Linked DNA regions of Homo sapiens: region 1 is linked to region 2. A link is a loop called in an ENCODE intact Hi-C map of the cell type or tissue named here. Cell type or tissue: B cell. All regions are shown on one strand. Links, peaks and the distances in the headings refer to the core of each region. The heading gives the core; the rest is flanking DNA.

What was found. Hi-C counts contacts between places; a loop is a spot of excess contacts. Peaks named below come from ENCODE experiments on the same cell type or tissue, not always from the same donor. Only the 100,000 strongest peaks of a DNase experiment are listed, where the experiment ranks them.
Region 1: it touches region 2 in a loop (1.9-fold over the local background); 1 of 110 quality-filtered maps calls a loop at or near these places.

What each region holds. Positions count from the first base shown.
Region 1 is chr5:56,731,821-56,742,370 of GRCh38, reverse strand. No RefSeq gene overlaps it. Among named protein-coding and RNA genes, the nearest start is that of MAP3K1, 78 kb to the left of the region's middle. RefSeq lists an enhancer at 5,737-5,786. In B cell, for the core only: no CTCF peak of the experiment used is centred there; DNase peaks (open chromatin) are centred at 4,170, 5,960, 8,030, 8,220 and 1 weaker place; H3K4me3 peaks cover 3,809 bases; H3K27ac peaks cover 6,063 bases.
Region 2 is chr5:56,561,423-56,571,972 of GRCh38, reverse strand. The region is part of intron 1 of C5orf67 (chromosome 5 putative open reading frame 67); the gene reads left to right. Among named protein-coding and RNA genes, the nearest start is that of C5orf67, 40 kb to the left of the region's middle. In B cell, for the core only: no CTCF peak of the experiment used is centred there; a DNase peak (open chromatin) is centred at 6,052; H3K4me3 peaks cover 792 bases.

The sequences.
Region 1 (10,550 bases), core at 1,482-9,481, 170 kb before region 2:
GAGAAGAAATTTCAGATGAAAAATGATATATGTGGATCTTTAGCTCCTCGATACTCACAATGCATCTATGAGCCAGTAGCATCTGCATCACCTAGGTGTCAGAGAACCTCAGGCCCCTCCCCAGACCAACGAAATTTCATTTTAACAAGATGTGAGAAGCGCTGTTTTAGGCCTCAAGAAATGAATCTTTTCATTAAAGAGACAACCTTCAGCCTTCGGTACCTTATCCCATGTTCTTACCTGACAGAGAAGGTCTGATGATTTTAAGAAAAACTTTTCTTCAAAACTTCTAACAATTAATAAAGAGTGTGCGGAGACGCGTCAAATACATAGAAAAGTATAGAACTAATAAACCATCAGTAAACCTACTACTGAATTTAAAGACATTTTAATTTTAACATTTTACCGTATTTGATTATCTTTCCCTTCCCTGATTGAAAAAAATATTTTTATTGCAAAAACATACATAACAAAAATTACCATTTTAAGTCTCTTTGAGTATACAACAGTACTATCAAGTACATTGAGATTGTTGTACAACATCATCACTATTTTTTTTTTTTTTTTTTTGAAATGGAGTCTCACTCTGTCACCCAGGCTGGAGTGCAATGGTTGGATCTTGGCTTATTGCAACCTCTGCCTCCTGAATTCAAGGGATTCTCCTGTCTCAGCCTCCCTAGTAGCTGGAATTCCAGGCGCCTGCCACCATGCCCGGCTAATTTTTATATTTTTAGTAGAGATGGGATTTCACCATGTTGGCTAGGCTGGTCTCGAACTCCTGACCTCAAATGATCCACCCACCTCGGCCTCCCAAAGTTCTAGGATTACAGGCATGAGCCACCATGCCTGGCCACCACTATTTATTTCCACAATTTTTTAAATCATCCCAGACTGAAACTCTGTAGCTGTTAGACAATTGCTTTTCATCCTCCTTGCAGCAACCCTTGGTAAACACTATTTTACTTTCTTGATAAATTTGGCTGTTCTAGGTACCCCATATAAGTGGAATCATACAATATTTGTTCTTTTGTGTCTCAGTTATTTCACTTAGCATAATGCTTTCAAGGTTTATCTATAATATGGCATGCATCAAAATATTTCCTTCCTTTTAAAGACTGAATAAAATTCTAAAGCATGCATGCATATACCACATTTTGTTTATCCATTCATCCATTGATAGGCATTTGTGTTGTCTTCACACTTTGGCTGTCGTCAATAATGTTGTTATGAATGCTGGTGTACAAATATCTGTTCGAGTCCTTGATTTCAATTTTTGGGTATAAACCTAGAAATGGAATTGCACAATCATACAGCAATTATATGCGTAACTTTTTGAGGAACCATCATACTGTCTTCCATAGTGGGGCACCATTTTACATTCCTACCAGCAATTCACAAGGTCTCTAATTTTTCTACATTGTCACCAACATTTGTTTTCTTCTCTCTCTCTATCTTGTTCTTTCTCTCTCAGAACCTAGCGGGTGTGAAATGGTATCTGATTTGTATTTCCTGAATTATCAGTGATGTTGAGCATCTTTTTCTGTGCTTCTTGCTGATATGTATATCTTCTTTGGAGGATATGTATTCAAGTCGTTTGCCCTGTTCTAAATTATGGAGTTATTTTGGTTTGTTTGTTTGTTTGTTTGTTTGTTTGTTTATTGCTGTTGAGCTGTAGTAGTTCTTTATATATTCTGGATAGTAATCCTTTATCAGATATATGATTTACAAATATTCTCCACTTCTGAGGGGTGTTGTTTTTTTTTAATACGCTGCTTCACGTTGATTCACAGTATTTAAATCCATTTCTAAAATGAGGGGCAGTTAGGTTGTCTACTTAAGAAGTTAATTGTTTCTAAGGTTTAAAAAATAAACAGCATGGCCACAAACATTTTTGTGCATGTCTCTCTCTCACACACACATTTTTCTAGGGTAGAAAACTAGAAGTGGAATTGCTGGTGTCATAGAGCAGATTGGAAAATGATAATGTTTAACAGTGTAACCTAAACATGACTGAGGTGTATAAGCAGCAAAGAGCTTATTATTGGAACTATCACTAGTTACTTGGTTACACTATATGTCTCATTTCCACTAGATAAATTCTAAGGGCTACTGTTTTTATTGTAAAAAAATATTGTGATGATGAATGAGTTTGACTGTCTAGTGTCGTCATTTGATCACATGGCTGAATTTCTAGGAAACAGGCCTTCTAATGGATCATTGCCAGCTTTAGCCTTAAAACATTCTCAAATTGTTTTGTCAGTGAAACTATTACATTCTGGAGCCAAATTGGTTCCAGGCACCTGCAATGACAAATAGAAAGGTATTTTTAATTTTTAAAAATAGTTTTTCATTTTTAATTGGGAATCTGAATTAGGATTGAGAGAGATAGGTTGTTAGAGAAGCAGATATCCCAGAGGCTGTTATTAACTGAAATCAGTTAATGTCTTATTTCTCCAAAAACATATGTGGCAGAGCACTGCATGAAGAAGGACCTTATTCTTAGCCTCTAACACCCAAGTTATTGATCTAGAAGGGGAGCCAACACACTAGGCTGTCCTTTCACCTAGATGCTGGTGCTCAAACAAATAAGAACTGATCAACTATAGACGCACCTTTAGAACTGGCCTAGACCGTAAGTAGTCTGCAAGATCTGCTTTAAACTTAAGTGTTTTCACGTTAAAATGAACATCACACTTTCTAACATTCCTAAATCAGCCAAAGACAACCAAAATAAAACCACAAAAAACCTGTTCTATTTAAAACATAATTTTTAGGGAACACTTATACACTGTTGATGAGAATGTAAATTAGCTCCACTCCTATGGAAAATAGTATGGAGATTTCTGAAAGAACTGAAAATAGAACTGAATAGTAATTCAACTCAGCAATCCCATTACTAGGTACCTAGCCAAAGGAAAAGAAATCATTTCATCAAAAAGACACCTGCACTGTTATGTTTATCAAAGCACTATTCAAAATATCAAAGGCTTGGAATCAATGTAAGTGTTCACCAGTGGTGGATTGGATTTAAAAAATGTGGTACATAGACCAAGCGTGGTGGCTCATGCCTGTAATCCCAGTACTTCAGGAGGCTGAGGCAGACAGATCACTGAGGTCAGGAGTTTGAGACCAGCCTGCCCAACATGGTAAAACCCCGTCTCTTCTAAAATACAAAAATTAGCCAGGCATGGTGGTGGGCACCTATAATCCCAGCTACTCAGGAGGCTGAGGCAGGAAAATTGCTTGAACCCAGGAGGCTGAGGTTGCAGTAGCCGAGATCGTGCCACTGCACTCCAGCCTGGGTGACAGAGCAAGACTCGCTCTCAAAAAGAAAAAAAAGAGAAAAAAATGTGGTATATATACACCATGGAATACTATGCAGCCATAAAAAGAATGAAATCATGTCCTTTGCAGCAACATAGGTACAACTGGAGGACATTATCCTAAGTGAATTAATGCAGAAATAGAAAACCAAGTACTATGTGTTCTCACTAATAAGTGGGAGCTAAACAATGGGTGCACATGGACATAAAGAGGTAAACAATAGACACTGGGGACTCCAAAAGGGGAGAGGGAGGAAGGGGAGAAGGGCTGGAAAAACTACCTATTTGGTACTAGGTTTACTACTTGGGTTCACCAGAACCCAACCCCAGAACTATGCAATACACCTATGTAACAAACCTGTACATGGAACCCCCGAATCTATAATTTAAATAAAATATGATTTTTGATAATATTGGTATTGGCTTTTATAATTCCATGGACTTGATCAAATTTTTAAGATGACTGTTATGCTCTGGGTCAATTGCAACAGAGAGTATAGTTTTATAGAACAAAATCTTTAGAGTGGTAAACTAGATATTCAAAATCTAAGTCATTGAGGTTGTCAGAATAGGTCATTGCTCACCCTCCCACCAGTCAGGTTGAATACTTGTCATCCCAGAAGTAGACAAACCTGTCTTTGATGCAAAAGGCTCTGAGTAGACGTCTTAGTTTAAACCAGAGGGCTGTTATATTAGCAAGATCACTGATTTGAGCCAGAAGGCCTGGGATGAAGTTCTCATTCTATCACTCACTGCTTGGATAGTCTCAGACGAGTCTCTGAGCTTGTCTAAATTCTCAATTTCCTCATCTACCATAGGATGATGACAAAACCATAGTTACTTCAAAGGGCTGTTCTGAGAATTTAATGAAACGGTCCATATCACAGTTGTTGAGGAACTGTAAAATCTGTAAATTGTCACGTAAACAGTGATGGAATGAAGGCCCACACCCTGAGCAAGAGCGTGGTTAATAATGACAGCCACTGGCAGAGCCGGTGCAGGGACATTTAGTTAAAACAAAACTAAACAAACAAAAAACCCCAATAAACTTCAGACAGAGTACTCAGTGGGGTTTTCTATTCAGCCATTACCAGAGAACTTCCAATTTAATATGCAATAAAAGGTGCTTAACACGCAATTAATATTTCATCACCTTTAGTTTTGCCAGGGGAAGTTTTGACCCCAAATAGTTTTAATATTTGCATGCCACAAATTTAATATATATGTATTGTTTGCATATCAATTTTGCCAACTGTGATATAAATCATGGCCCTAACCTGAATAGATTGGTAAGGGTTTATAGTACAACGGAAGCTATGACCTTGGAAGAACAACCTGTCTCAATGATGGGGGTTATTTATTATCTTTTTTCTTTTGGCTTAAGTTTGTTTCAGTAAAACATTCAAGAATTTTGAGATAAAAGCAGTTAAGAATCCCCAACTGTTCATCATATGAAGCTCAGATGTTCTTGTGTCTTAGTTAAGAGCTACGCTCAGCTTATGAGTCAGAGCAGTTTGTATCTAAGCACAGATCTTCATCCTGACAAATAAACATAAATTGTATTAATCCTGGAAGTTATTCATTAGATATTGATATGATTAACACAAAGTTCCTTTGAAATGAACATTACATTCATCCTACGAAATATGACAAAGATAAACTGCTCAGCGGGATAGCTACTTTGGAGAAACCAATTTTGCCAACCATTCTTCCCCGCCCCTCACCCACCAGCAAAGCTCTATGATTCAAACAGGATTTCCTGTATGCTACCAGAAGCATCCATGACTTTTTTTTTTTCCTTCCAGTACTTCTAAAGTTCCCCATTTTGGCCTTTCAATCTCTTACCCACATTTTTTCCTGGGCCCCCATGTATGGTATCATGCAAGCTGTGCCTTCTGGAAGATTACCTGGCTGAAGGGAAGAGCACAGGCTGACATCTAGCCATGCACTCTTGCATGGGTTTGTGTGTGCTCAGAGGAAGTGGTGCCTTTTTCTAACTTGTACGAAGGTGCTGTATGGGCTGGAAGAGGCCCTGCCCTGTCTTCCTCAATGTCTTTCTTATTCCTTTATCCTTCACCTCCACTTTTCCATTATTTGGACTTCAAATCGCCTCATCACCACCCATCAACTGGTCCCCTTCCTGTAACCCTTCTTGCCCTCTGCCCCTCTCTAGCCACCCCATGGGCCATTCCAAAGGTCTCTCACCCTTGTGTTTCCAAAGAACCTCTCCTAACTTGAATATCTTTTATAGGACATATCCAAATGCATGTTTTTATAGTGTCATTTAAGGCACATGAGATAAAATAAACTTTATTGGTTTGTTGCAGTTTCCTGAGTATTGAAAAAAGGATGAAGACTAGGTTGGGTTGAAACAAAATTATTAAAAGCAAAACAAGAAATGAATGTTTGCTCAGCTGATCATTTCCTATTGAGGGTTCTCTGTGCAATGTGGTCTATGAAGAGTTCACTGTTCAGCTTTAAACAGATTGAAATGATCCGTGGGGGGAAATAACACTAAACCCAAGGACTGTGTGGAAGCGATGCTCAATGCCGGCCCCCAGGCTGCTGTGGAAAGGCCGGCTGTGCAGGCGTACGTGTTCAAGTTGAAGGAAGCCTTTGAAAGCTATCTTTTAAACAGAATGAATGTGAAAAGCTACTGGGGAGGAAGAAAAAGGCAGCACAGAACTGCCACTTGAGCGTTGCTTCCTGTCCATGTGGCTCTAGCTCTTTGCTGACAGTTATTCTTAGGCCTTCTTTGGCTTCAAAGATTTCCTCTTTTCTATTTTTGGTAGCAGAATATGGATTTAGATCTGCATAACCCCTCTTGACTACTAATCTGTGCCCTGAAGTGAGTAGGGCTGTTGTTTTCTGTAGCTATCAGTTCTCTTTCTTTTCAGCACCTCCAAATGATTTTTAATATTAAGGACACAGATTTATGGGAAGGAGTCGTTGAGTTTTCAAACTGATTTGTAGTCTCTTAATTTGCACATGCCTTTCTCCAGCAGGGGCATCTCAGAGATCATCTCAAGTAATGGGGCCTGACTTGTGTGATGAGTGAAAGAATCCAGGTTGGTAAAACAGATGGCCATCGAATGACCAAAAAGTAAGCAAGGAAGATTTGCATTGGAGTGACATGTAATTGATTAAGCACAATTCTATTTTGGAAAGAAATAATTGATGCCTGTGTCCTCCAAAATTAGCTTAATCTATACAAACTGCACCACAAAGCTACAAGCCACCCCAGACTGGAATGCTAAGGACCCAGGCCCTAGCAGAGGAAAACACACTGCCCAAAGCGAAGCGTTTGTAGGGTGTTTCATTTCGTGCCCTCTAATTCTATGTTTTAAATCACTTCTGTTTTTTCTGATCTCATGGCCTGACTTTACTGGACCATTAGTAACAATAACCTTTCACAGATTCTTTTTCATCCAGGTACCTTAATTTTTTTTTTTTTAAAGAAATACTAAACCCTTGAGTCCTCTCATAAAAAATATGGGGCCGCCTACTTGGCTGACTGCAGAACCAGGGATCAGGAATGCTGCCCACCCAGCTCAGCTGCCTTTGCCACGTGGTCTTAATCAGGGTCTCCCTCTGTGGCTTTAAAAGGGTGACAATCTTATTCTTGAGAAGGATTACTGTGGGAATGTATAAACTGAAGCATCAAGGCTTGTCCCATCTTCCCAAGACCACTCAGCCAATTTCTGTCTGCCATAGCATCTGGTTTGACCTTCACAATCCTCTACAAACCATGAGCCCATACTCCATGAATATTCCATGTGTGCCATATTTTATTTTATTTTTATTTTGCAACGAACAAAATGAACAGAAGCATATTGGGAGAGGAACTTTGAGGATTAATCTAGGCACTTTGCAAATGGATGATTGGCAAGAAGAAACTCAAACTAGGTCATATATTGGGTTTCCAACACTGGAAGGTATCTTTTAATATATTTTACATAACGGTTTTAAGCAGCAGGCTGCATTATCTGTTCAGTGTTGACAGTGAGCTAAAAAGCTGCATAATCGAGTGCAAAAGAAAGCCCCCCTAAGTCTTCTCCAGAGCATTTTGACCCTGCTGAATTTTTCAGAGGTTGTTTTAAATGTGTCCCAATGTCAGACTTGTTCAGAAAGAGAGCATTGTATCTCCCAAGAGAATGATAATTTGCTCTTTCTTTTTAAAGTGGAGCAAAATGCTAACTTTTAATAGACGATCTAGACTTTTCTGCACTGAAAAAGTCCTCCTTCAGAATTCCTATGCAAATATTCAAACTCCCGGGTTGGGAAAAGGTTAAAAGGAACTGAAAAAGTCTATAGTGGCTCTTTCTGAGATGCACTCCAACACTTGGCAGGATGAGGTGTTCATAGCAGGTGCTGGATTTGCTATAAATGGACAATTTATAAACAGAGCTGACAACTGGGAAAACAGAGCAGTGGGGAATGCTGGCATTCCAGGGGCCAGTGGTTGATTTCCTATCAGATGGTCCTCAGCATGGAATTATTGATAGCTGCTGCTCTGAAAGAAAGCCAGTTGGCTGACGCATAAAAGGGCTGTACCTCAATTCATGCATGATCTGCTGCTAGATATTTTAAATAGGTCAGTGCAAATTAGCTTCTTCAGGTTGGTACTTCCTTAATTAGCAATTTAATTGCAAAGTCTTTTCCTCCCTCCTCAACCTTGACTGAATTTAACACTCTTCCCTCCATGTAATGCCAGAGGAATGGGACCTGGGAGAAATCTAGCTTAATAAATAAATGAGGACCTTGAGGGAGTGGGGGAGGAATCAGAGCAGCCTTCAGTGACTAAAGCCAATACAGAACCTGGCTAAGACAAGTCATGTGTGAGCAAGGGCAGCATTTTTGGCCGTGTCCTGGGGCAGAAAGGAGCAGGGCCTTTGTGCATGGAGCCCAGGGGGAGAAACAGAAATGTGTGGCAAAGGCATCTCATTTCTCTTTTGCCGTTTGTCAGGAGCTGCCAGTACACTAAGACATTCCTGAGGTCCCTTCAGGAAGGTTCTGCTTTCAAAGTATTCCCATGGGTGCACTCTAATGATCACATTCAAAGTTCCCATGGGTGCACTCTAATGATCACATTCAAAGTTTCCATCGTTTTTATTTATTTTTGGACAAGTTTTTCCCCTATAGAGATGTTTGATGGTGGTCCCTGGATAGACGGCATTGGATAGCATTCCAATGTCTCTATCAACAGCCTTGAATCAGTGCAGAGTTCTGCCCAGAGCTAGTGGAGTGACCATACCTGTTTGTTCTAGCTGCATGAGTGGTTTTTCCAGGAGACATTTGTTTGGCTGGGACTCTATTTTTCTCCTGACCACACCCTATTGTTTTTCTCTTCAGAGGAACAGACTGAAGACCAGACTGATTCTGGAAGGACCTTTGACTTCCTTACAGGGAGTGAAAATTGCACGGGTCTGAAGACTAGGGTGTTGAATTAGGTGCACGTTCAGCACAAGGGATGGTCTAGGCATGAGGGCTGTTGGAGGCAAAAACACAGGGCTTTGAGGGAATCCAGAGCAGGGACTTCCGGGTGCCACATAAGGGCAAAACCCACCCAGAGTAGAGAGGGACCTAAGGCATTGAGGGGGTGGGGACTTTTTGGTGGGAAGTCATGTCTGTAAGTGCAAACTCCTAAGGACCTCTCTTTCCTATGGGAATCTCAGGTTCATTAGTTGTGGTGAGCTCTTTGATAAATATGTGACAAATCTTACTGAGCATCTATTATTTGCAAAGAACTACACTAGGTAGAGGAGATACAAGGAAGTATAAGGTACAGTTCTACCACCAGAAGTTTATGATGGGATTAGGGAGAGACACCATATTCTCATGAAAAGGTGCTAAGTTGGGAGAAACATGGCATGTTAAAGCCATAGACAACGAGGAAATGCTCTAGAAGTGCCCAGGAAGAGTGGCGGCAGGTGGACCAGGAATGGCTTGAAGGACAAGACCGGACTGGAGCTGGGCCTGGAAGGGTGGGAGAATTTCAGTAATTGGATATGTGAAAGAGAGACTATTCCAGGCAGGGGGAAGCTGGGCTGAAAGCCCTGGTGAGGAGCTGACCCCTGTGCTTCGGAGGAGAAAAAAGAAGGTCCTGGGAGGTAAGGCTGAGGGATCACGCAGATCCACAGATCTGATGGCCACACAGAGTGTAGAGTTCATTTTGCAGGATATCTCTGATCAGGGCAGGGAGATGAGGAAAGCAGTATCTGAAGAAGACAAAACAAGAGTGGCAGTCACTGCAGGAGGCCCTCATAGTCCAATCGCGAAGTGGCCAAGGCTTAGGTCTGAAAAGGTTTTTATTTAGAGCGTGGGGTGTGTTCTGCACCACTCTGCATGTACGGAGCCCTCCTTCCCCAGCCTCCCTCTTCCTCACCCACTGCCCTTGTTTACTCTAGAAGACAGGGCTAAGCCTCTACTCACTGGAGTTTCCCCACAAACACACAGAGCCAAAGCAAAACAAAGGCTGATTTAAAAAAAAAAAAAACTTCATTGCTTGACTCTTATTCACTCACTCTTGTATTCCCATTGGTGTCACCCTGATTTATTTGAGGCCTTACTGGACTATTTGGACTGTTGCTTATTTCCATAGCTAACTCGGAAGGCCATCTTTGAGCTCTGGAAGTGTCTGCTCAACTTGACAGAAGGCTAAGGCAGAGCCACAGCTCTGCGGTGGGTGGGGTCTGCCCTGGTGAGGGAGGGCTCACCTGCTGAGAGCTCTGACACTTTTCCCATTCTCTAATACCTCGACATACGACATACGGCCTGCAGACAAACAGCTTGGGTATCATCTGGAGCTAGTTTAAAACACAAAATCTCCACCCAGACCTACTAGATCAGGATCTGCATGTTATGCAAGATTCGGAGGGATTCATATGCATGTTAGAGTTTGAGAGGCACTGCTTTCAACCTAGCTGGATGGAAGAATCACCTGCAGAGCATTAAAAACATTCCCTGACATACTCCCTACTCCAGACAAGTTAAGCCAGAATCTGTAAGGGTGGAGCCCTGGCACTGGTGTTTTTTTTTTTTTTTTATACTTTAAGTTCTAGGGTACATGTGCACAACGTGCAGGTTTGATACATAGGTATACATGTGCCATGTTGGTTTGCTGCCCCCATCAACTCATCATTTACATTAGGTATTTCTCCTAATGCTATCCCTCCCCCAGCCCCCCACCGCCCAACAGGCCCTGGTGTGTGATGTTCCACCCACTGT
Region 2 (10,550 bases), core at 1,217-9,216:
AATTTTTAAAGCTGACTGCCCCTCTCAGAGTATAAAAGAATTTCTTTTAGGGAGACAATTGCTCTTTTTTTTTTTTTTTTTTTTTTTTGTAGTATAAGGTGTGATCTGGAAAGAGAATTGAGAGATTCAGGAAGAATCAAATTGCTTTCTGAAATCAAGTAACAGAAAGTCTCTCTGGTACTTTGATGAGTGAAGAAAACAGGGGTACTCAAAACCTGGAGTGAACTGTGAAGATAAAACAACAGCCCTGGGATGCTTAGGAGCCAGAAGACAGTAAGAGACCAACTATGCCTTGGATGGACCCTACATGTGGGGTTACATTCCTTTGTGCTAAGAGGAAGGTGATTCTGAGAGCTTGATGGCATCTAATTCCTTCAAGAGTTGGCTGAGACATGTATTCAAGGGCACAGAGTTGGATTATATTTGGAAAACAAATGAAAAACCCTACTGCTTTTGTAATGTAAGTACCAGAGAAGATTTCTATAGCAGCAATCCCCAATCTTTTTGCAACCAGGGACTGGGTTTCATGGATGACAGTTTTTCCACGGACTAGGGTGGGGTATGGTTTCAGGATGATTCAAGTGTTATATTGTTATTACACTGTAATATATAATGAAATAATTATACAATTCACCATAATGGAGAATCAGTGGGAGCCCTGAGCTTGTTTTCCTGCAACTAGACAATCCCATCCGGGGGCAATGGGAGACAGTGACAGATCTTCAGGCATTGGTTTCTCATAAGGAGCATGCAACCTAGATCCCTTGCATGCACAGTTCACAATACAGTTCACACTCTTATGAGAATTCAATGCCACTGCTGATCTGATAGGAGGTGGAGCTCAGGCAGTAATGTGAGTGGTCATCTTGTGAGTGACCAGTACCAGTCCATGGCCTGGGGTTTGGGGACCCCTATTCTACAGCACCCACTCTTTTGCTTACTGGGAGTTTCTCTGTGAACTCCCAGTAATACTCATCACCATATTAACATAGATAATAATTCAGATAAAATGACCCATTAGCTCCAACTGGACACTTTGCAATTTGTTTGGATTTATAAAAGTCTACAAAATCACCTAACATAGTTCTCAAAATTTAGTATTTTCCTGTAAAACTTGGACAATGATGTGGCAGTGAGTGCATTTCTAGAATGGTTCCTGATGATTCCTACCCTCTTGGGTTCACTCCCTCATGTAATCCCTTCCCATTGTTTGTAGGCTGGGCTCAGTGACTTATTTCTAAGGAGTCAGATATAGCAAGTGTGATGTGTAGCCACATCCAAGATGCGGTTATGAAAGCTGTAATTTCTACCTTGTTTTCACGCTCTTAACTCCTGGCTTTGATGAAGCAGGCTTCCAAGGTGTGAGCTGCCATGTGGAGAGGCCCACAAGGCAAGGAAATGAGACCCTCAGTCCAGCAGCCCAAAAGGAACTGAGTCTTGCCAATACCTCTTGACTGAGCTTGGAAGTTACCCATGATACGACTAGTCTCAGCTGATACCTTGATTGCAGCCTTGTGAGTGAACCAGAGCCAGAACACCCAGCTAAACCACCCCCAGATTCCTGACCTACAGAAACTAGAATAATTACACAACAGGTAATTAAAACAAATGATAATATTAATGACTAGCATTCTTCAAAGTCAACTAAGTGTCAGGCACTGCACTAAGTGCTTTACATATGATTTCTCTTTTGATCTTCACAATAATCCTATGAAGAAGACATTATATGCTCATTTTATAGATGGGAAAACTGAGGCTTAAAGTAATTGGCTAAAGTTAACATTGCAAGTTAGCTGGTAAGTAAAATTGGAATTTAAATCCGTGCAGTCTTGTTCTAGAACCTAGATGCTTCAGCAGTATCCTCTGTTTTCTCTGCTATATTAAGTACTCTCTGTAGGACTGAACAGATTTTTCACTGAATTGACTGATTTTTTAAAAATGGAATTACACTGCAGTTATTGAACAAGGTAACCCCAGGCCTGGACCCTTGGTTGCTTCAGAGAAAGGCAAGCAAAAGCTAGAGAAAAGACCAGCAGCCTTGTGCAAAAAGCCTGCTCCATGCAGTTAGGGTATTTGATTTAGAGCTGAGATTTGTCCTAGCAGCAGAAAAGTATTTGAAAAGGAAGCAAAAATTCCTAGGGAAGGATTAGGGGAAGGATGATTCATTAAGTTTTTGTTTCAGCTTTTATGTCAGCACATCAGACTGTGAGGATGAAAACAAATCAAGCTCTCCCCAAGAGAATATTGTGTTGGAATAGTCTCGAATATGTCTCAATTGGAATCTACTAAGAAAAAAGGAAGTCATACTTAAAATGTTGTGATGTAAGACAATCTTTGTGAGAAGCAATATTGCTTTAAAAAAACTATTTTAGAAATACCTTTCATTTCTTTTAATGTAAAAGTAGTTATTATGATATACTTGCTATAATCAAAGCATTAATAAACCAATTGAGACAATTATAGAGACTAGCACCCCAAATCCCACCCACTAGCAATAACCAGATGGATATTTTACGGTATAGTAATTTTTGTTTTGTTTTCTAATTAAGGATATCTCTTCATGTCAGTAACTATGCCTACATCATTGTTTTTAATGTCTCACTGTGTGTACATTCTATCACTTATGCAATTAATCCCCTGGATATTTAAAGTGTTTGCAATTTCCTGTCATAAACAACTTCATGAGAAATAACTTTGTAGAGATATCTTGCACATTTGTCTCATTTCTTTAGAATAAATTTCTAAATTGGAGTCGCTGGGTCAAAGGGTTTGCATATTTTAGATTTTTAGAGGTCTTGCCAAATTGCCCTCCAGAAAGGTTGTACCAAAATTAATTCCCACCACATTTTATGAGAGTGCCCACTTCCTACACCCTCGCCAACAATGAGTATTAGCATTCTTTTAAACCTTTGCCCATCTGATAAATGAAAAATAGCATCTTATTATTTTAGTTTGTTCTCCTTTAATCACTGGGGAGATTAGGCATTCTTTCTTATTGGTCATTTGTGTTTCTTCTCTGATAAATTATCTTTATATGTAATTTTTTCCATTGGATTGTTCATAATTTTTTATTTAAAAATTTTTAAATTAAGGAATTTAACACTTTCTCTTTCCCATATGCTACGTTTTACCCCAGTTTGTAACCTGTCTTTCAACTGTGCTTTAATATATTTGCTTGGTTCTTGCTCTGTTGACATTCAGAATTTTTATGTCATCAAATCTATCCATCTTTATATTTATAGTTTCTGGTCTTGTTATGCCCAAAAAGGCCTTTTCTTTTGGCTAGATGATTTTACCAAGTCTAGATGGCCATTTTTAAAAACCCAACATTTTGAGGCAGCATTTGGAAAGCAAAATGTGAAAGACAATAAATTATAAAAAATGTGATTTACTCTCACATGTTTCTCCCTGGGACTTCTGCATTTGCCTTAACTCTGATGCATGATATTAAAGAAAACCCTTTAACAATTTTTACATATGTTGATTAGAATGCACATCCCTGCATAAAGTTCAGTGCGTTGATCTTGACTACATTTTTTAGTAACAACAATACAGTAAATAAGTTATAAACATATTGCTGATTCCATTGTAGTTCTAATAACAGAAATGTATTATTAAATTACTTCTATTCATGTCATGTTCTATACAAAGTTATTTCATATACTTCATTTCATTTAATTCTTTTTTTTTTTTGATGAAGTCTCACTCTGTCGCCTAGGCTGGAGTGTAGTGGCTCAATCTCGGCTCACTGCAACCTCCACTTCCTGGGTTCAAGTGATTCTCCTGCCTCAGCCTCCTGAGTAGCTGGGGTTACAGGCGCACACCAGCACGCCCGGCTAGTTTTTGTATTTTTAGTAGAGATGGGGTTTCACTATGTTTGTCAGGCTGGTCTCAAACTCCTGACCTTGTGGTCCGCCCACCTCGGCCTCCCAAAGTGCTGGGATTACAGGCGTGAGCCACCGTGCCTGGCCCATTTCATTTAATTCTCACTGCAACATTGCAAGTTAGCTATATTATCTGCCTTTTAGGTGAGGATATTGAGGTTCAGAGTGGTGAAGTGACTTGCCAATCACACAATCAAATGACAGCACAGCCAGGGACTCAAACTTGTGTCTTTTAAATAAAAATATAGTGTTCCTTTCAGTTATCAAACTAGTAATTATGATCTTTCGGCTGCTGCATGGAGTCAGGGGGAAGTTCGAAGTTTAGTTGCCTTTTTGAAATTTCAACAGGTTTGGTCTTACTCAAGGAACTTCTTCGGTTTTAATTTAAATTTGGTCATAAGAAGCAATCGATTACCATTTGTTAGGCTATAATAGCTTTCTTCTTCCCGAGCAAAGATGGCAATGCAGGGCAGCTCCTTTATTTAACATATCTAATTCAATGGAAGCACGTGTCCTTTAGTGGGTGATTATCCACCTGCAGGTGGCTGTTCACCTCTGCTTTCTCTGTGTCTTCCTCATTGCTAAAGCACCCCTCCCTGCCATGCTCACCTCAGGAGAGCAGAAACTGTGCTCCTTTTACCAATTCACTTTAAGCGGGAACTGAACTGTCATACAAACCCAGATGCATGATTGCTTCCTGGGCCAGCTTCCTGCCTAATCGCAGTGGCCAGAGTCAATTCAGCTTGATCCAGACATGCCTGAGTGTCTAGCCAATGTCTCCCAGCCCCTAAAAGTTCCTTTCCCACTCTGGTGTGCTTCCTCTTCCCCTAGAAGTTACCTACCGCCTGATGAATGACACTAGGAGCATATATTCCCTTCGAAGTGGCCTGCCTCTTCTACAACAGGAGTGTGTTATCTCCTTGACCTTAACAAAAAACCTTTTTTACATTTTAACTCGTCTTCATTATTTATTCTTATCCAGTGTCACCTGTCTATGCTTCAATGCAGTGTGACACATGTCAGCAGAAATACCGTACATCCTTCACAGAGGAGATACTATTTAAGCTGACTCTTTAAGGACGAGTGGGTCTTTCCTCCGGCATACAAGGCAGAAAATGTCACTCTAGGCAGAAGAATGAGCACATTCCAGGAAGGGAGGAATAACACGGTCGGGGAAGATGTATAATTCACTGTGACGGGAGCCTCAGGTGTTCTTGGGAAGAGCAGGCAAGGAAAGCGGGGAGGCAAACAAGAGCTGTGCATGGCAAGGAGGGACCTGTAGCCTGTCAGGTATAGATATGATGTCTCTCTGTTGTCTCTCTACATCCTAACAGTGGCAACTGGGCCCTTCTAAAAAGAGGAGACAGAGAAAAGGCTATTGGATCACAGAATGCTCCTGGTCTTGCAGTCATACCTGAGCTTTGATCATTGGAATTGCTGTGGTCATTATGACTTGTCGTACTCTGCTCTGGCTGTCTATTCTCCAGTTTGAGCTTTGGCTCTCAGTCTTATTCTGTGGGTAGGGCCACTGACAGTCACAAAGTTTTGCAATAGAGATGATATCTCGGCCATGCTCAAATGGCTTCCCATCCTCCTAGAATAAAATGCAAAGTCCATACCAGAGTCCCACATGATCAGGCACTTGCCTGCTTCTCTGATATCATCTTTTATTATTTTCCCCATGGCTTCTCATGAGGACTGGTCTTGCTGTTCCTCCTGAATGCCAAGCATGTTCCCACCTGTTAGCCTTTGCATGTGCTATTTCCATTACCTGAGACATTCTTCTCCCAGGTGTCTACATGGCTTGCTCACATCATTAGGTCTGGGTTCTAATGTCATCTCCTTAGAGGGATTATCTCAGACCACCTTATCTAACAATAACTCTCTGTCCCTTTAGCTTACTTTATTTTTCTGCATGCCACTCATCACTGCCCAATATTAAACTATGCATTTCCTTATTTGTCTTTGTCCTTCTCTCTTGTTAGAATGTAAGCTTCATGAAGGGAGCAATTTTGTCTGTCCTGTGCATTGCACATAAATCAGTGCCTGACACATAGCAAATAATAAATATTTGCTGAGTGAATGAGTGAATGAATGGTCTAGCCCCTAATCCCTTGAAGAAAAGAGGAGGGTGCAGGGCAGAGTGATCTTGGCAGGAGGAAGTGAAACCCAAGAGAACACACATTTGCAGCACCATCCCTCAGCCACAGAGTCAGAAACGATCATTTTGCTGGCTCTGAGACCTTCCCAACAACTATTACAAGGGCTCCAGGGAGCAGGTCATTGCACAGACCTTCGCTTTCTACAAAGTAGCCTTGGGCGTGCTCCACATAGTTTAAAGCCTAAGCATCAGTTTTTGCACTGTGTTTGTCAAGGAACAAGACCTGAGTGGAAAGATTGCCAGCTCCCACTGAATGCAAGCTGAAATCATGGTGAGAAAAAAAAATGAGAGGAAAGGATTTAGATGTCTAGACCTTTTCCATTTGGAAATGGGGCTTTTCTCTTGCTCAGTCTTTTCATCATAGAGTCAGAACTTCCTGAGCTTTGCAGATTCCCCGCTCAGGCCTCGCTGCTCCTCATTGGTGCTGCAAAGCTCCTAGGAGTCTGCCTGTCGCTCATTTATAGGAAAAGACCTGAGGCCACCCTTGCAGTTCATTACACACTAGCTGTGCTCTCTGGACTTGGGTTTCCCTGCAAGCCCTTTGCACAGCTCCACTCAGCTTTCCATGATTAGAAGTCCTGTTTGCTGCTTACACCCTTTCACTGTTTACAATAAATAGACTGAGGCACTTAAGGCTTCTCATGCTCCATTAGCTATGCGGATTTGACACAAGGATGGGTGAGACTGGTTGCATAGCATGGAGTTGGGTAATAGGAGAAAATGCACCCCTTCTCCTCCCCTGAGATGAAATTTCAGTTGTTCCCACAGTATGTTTTCATTGTACAGTAGATGCAAGAGCTCCAGCTAGTGTGAGAACCGAGCTCAGATAAGAGAAACACAGTGATGGCACGGTTCCTGCAGGGCTCCCATGCTATTTTCTCAGCATTACGGAAACCCAACAATGTCTAAACAGCTGACCTTGTGGTGTGTTGGTAGGTTTGCACAATTCCCAGGGGTCATATTAGCATATGCATTTCAAGGGAGAGATCAAGTCAACTTTGGAAAAAGCAAGACGTCGGTACATTTAAAACTCACCTTCCATCTACATTCTCCCTGAACCACAAGAGAGCAGTTACTAAAGTATCCCTGGGCATAAGGCACGACTGGGTCACAGTGATGCAAGTAGCTCAATTTGCAGTAGCCCATAGAAGCCTTTTTTTTTTTTTAACTGTCATTGGTCTATTTGCTTTTGTATCTCCCAGAATTTGTTTGGAAATAGCCCCTGGATGCTTCACTGTCTTGCATCAGCCTCTTTATTACTCTGGAAAATATTAGTTAGAGTGGCTCAGTTGCTTGTCAGCAGGGAGTAATCATTCCTCATTAGCTGGGGTGGAGTTCCCTGGTGGTCTTTTAAATTTTTTTCCTATTCATGCAATATCCCCACATCTCCCATCTCATGTTGTAATCTCTCTGGTTACATTAAGCTTGTAGACTTTTCCTAAGTTATTGCTTATAAAGAGAGTATTCAGAAATTGTTTATAAAATAGTTTTTAGTGGAATGTCATGCAATTAGCTCTAATTGTCACCTTTCCAAAATTCCAGGAGACTCAAAGGACATTCTGCTAAAATTCTAGAGACCAGAGCCAGGGCAACTCTTCTCTGGAGTGCCAGCACTATTGTCGGCCCCATCACTAAGGCTATTGACCACCACTATTGTGGCTGTCAGCCACCACCAAGATCACTGAGTAGTCTTCTTCTACTCTCTAAGCCACCTATTAGTTGATAAAGTGGACCAAGTCTTAAAACCTTTATAGAGGAGGAGCTCTGTCTGTTTCAATCAATGTTGAATACCTAGTGCTTAGTACAATGCTTGTTACATAGTAGATGCTCAATGAATATGTATCAAATCAATGAGTAGTTCTCTAGTCTGCGGATTGCCTGTTTTTACTACCGATTAATTTGAAACCACCAAACATGTTTGTTTCTTCTCTTGATTATAAGAATGTGATCTTCTAATACTGTCTTCAGGGATCTACAACATAGTGGTTAAAGTATAAGTTCTTCTAACCTATGGTGTTAGCAATCAGCGTAGTGGTTATCCTTAGTTGGGATGGGGTGAGCGGTAACTGAATAGGGTCCTAATGAGGGCTTCTGGGATGCTGGTAATATTCTGGAAATGGTATGGGCAAGTTTACTTTATGAAAAGTAATTAATCTGCACATTTTTGACTTGAACACTGCTGTATATGTGTGCTATTATTCATTAAGATTTTTACAAAATAAGATCTGGAGCTCATTGTCTAGTTTCATATCCTGGCTATCCACTTTCTAGCTGGATGGCCTGAGACAAGTTATTTAACATTTCCTTTCCTCACTTTCTTCATCCGTAAATCAAGAATAATAATATGCCTATGTTATTTGTTTTTTGTGAAAGAAGTATGTTAATCTAGAGTAAGTACTCAAAAAATGTCAGTTTTTATTAGCTATTATTTTTCAGAAGTTGAGATAGTTCAAACCTGATTCATGTAAAGACTTAGAAAATACCATTGACGGTCATTAGAGTACTCATCAGCCTCCAGGAAACACACTCCTAGTTTCTCAAGATCCATGTTCTTCTTAAGGGTCTCTACAAATTTGCTTTTAGTTCTCTTCCAAAGTACACAGACCATAAAGATCAGACAAGGTCTTAAGATCCATTGTAACAATACTGGTTTTCCTAGAGAGGTTCTGTCAAGCACAGAATGCTAGAATCAGAAAAGATCTTAGAAAATACTGTCTGTGCTGTCCCAATATAGTAGCCACTTGTTATATGTGCCTATGTAATCTTACTCTAAATTAGTTAAAAATAAAAATAAAATTAAAAATGCAGTTCCTCAGTTGTATTCATCACACTTTAAGTGCTCAATATATCCCCATGTGGCTAGTGGCTGCCACACCCAACAGTACAGAGACAGAACATTTTCATCACAACAGAAAATCCTATTGGATAGCACTGCTAGATCAACCTGCTCACTCTGTGTATGAAAACATTGAGGTCCAGAAGTCCAGAGAGGTGAAACGATTATACCAAAATCACATAGCTAGTTAAGGAAAGAACTAGACTACAGTTTAGGTGTTTTGATTTCTACTTCAAGATATTTTCCACTTGGTGACAAAGACACCTATGGATCCACAGGCTCTCTCCTGTCGTCATTAGTATGCCACATCTACATTATATATTATCTTGGAGAAATAATTTTGATGGCTCCATATTATCTATACTCTAATACCATTTTACTAACTGGAAACTTCATTTCCATTTCCATTCTAGGGTCCTTTTTTCTCAAAATCAGCAGGCCATTTTGTCACTCACACACATAGGGTAGCCAAGTTAGCCAAGTTGCAGTTAGTTAACAGTAATTGCTAATGTTTATTAAGCATTTACTATGCACCAGTCATCTCCTCTAAGTGATTTATTAGGTTGGTGCCAAAGTGATTGCCACTTTCAGTGGTAAAAACTGCAATCACTTTGGCACCAACCTAATACATTCAACTGATGAATGTGAGGCACAGAAATGTTATGGGGTGTGCTCAAGGAGATGGGGGGTTGGGATTTGAACTCAGTCAGTCTTCTCCAGGGCCCTTGCTCTTATTCACTATGCTATAGTGTGTAGGGCATTACACAAAGTTTGATGAAAGCTAAAGCATGTGAGCAACGAATGGGAATGCAATGTCCTTACTCGAGAAATAAATAATCCAGTTATGGGCCAAGAAGAAAGTAGCAGATCCATGTGGACAATTTATGTGTACATTTTAGTATTTATAATCATACAAATACTTATGAATTTGGCAGTCTGCATCTCTAAACCTACTCTCTTTCTTCTCTTTCTTTCTTTTTGCTAAAAAACAAAACCCAAAAAGCAAAATCCTTTAATAACAAATGCCCTTCAAACGGTTGGTGATTATCCCTAAGTGGTCTACCTTTACATAGGTCTCCTGTCAGGGCCCTGGATTCATCTGGGTATGCTCCTGAGAATCCATTTGTTGACTGGCTAGGGCTGTCGATGAATGGAGGAAGGGGAGTGGAGAGATCACTTAATGCTTTGATTATAGGTCGGAGCCCCGCCAGCAGAGGTTTCTCACTAAGGCCATGGAGTTAAGTGTGTTTGTGACAAGATTTTTGCACAGATTCACTAAGTATAAATAGAGGATGTTTTTAAAAAGTAGATAGATTTAACAGTTGATTTCATGCTTTGGAAGCAATCCTTTTCAGTTTAAAAAAAAAAAATCCTTGCCCACACTTGCTGGTGAAACCACATTGGCACCCAGCTAGCAGCAGTGGTGTTTAAACATGCTGTGGCTGGCACCATTCAAACAACAACAGAAACGGCTTTAGGCTCTCAAAGCCTCCTTACTGTGCTGTGTAGAGTCCCTTCCAAGATTTCAAATAGATGAACGAATAATGTACCAAGTTGCAATTATCACTCTGAATTGGTCCAATCATAAGATGCTATTCTTGAATTATTAGTAGACTATGATTTCTATTATTCATGTTCCATCTGCTTTGGGATTTGAATTTGAGTTTTT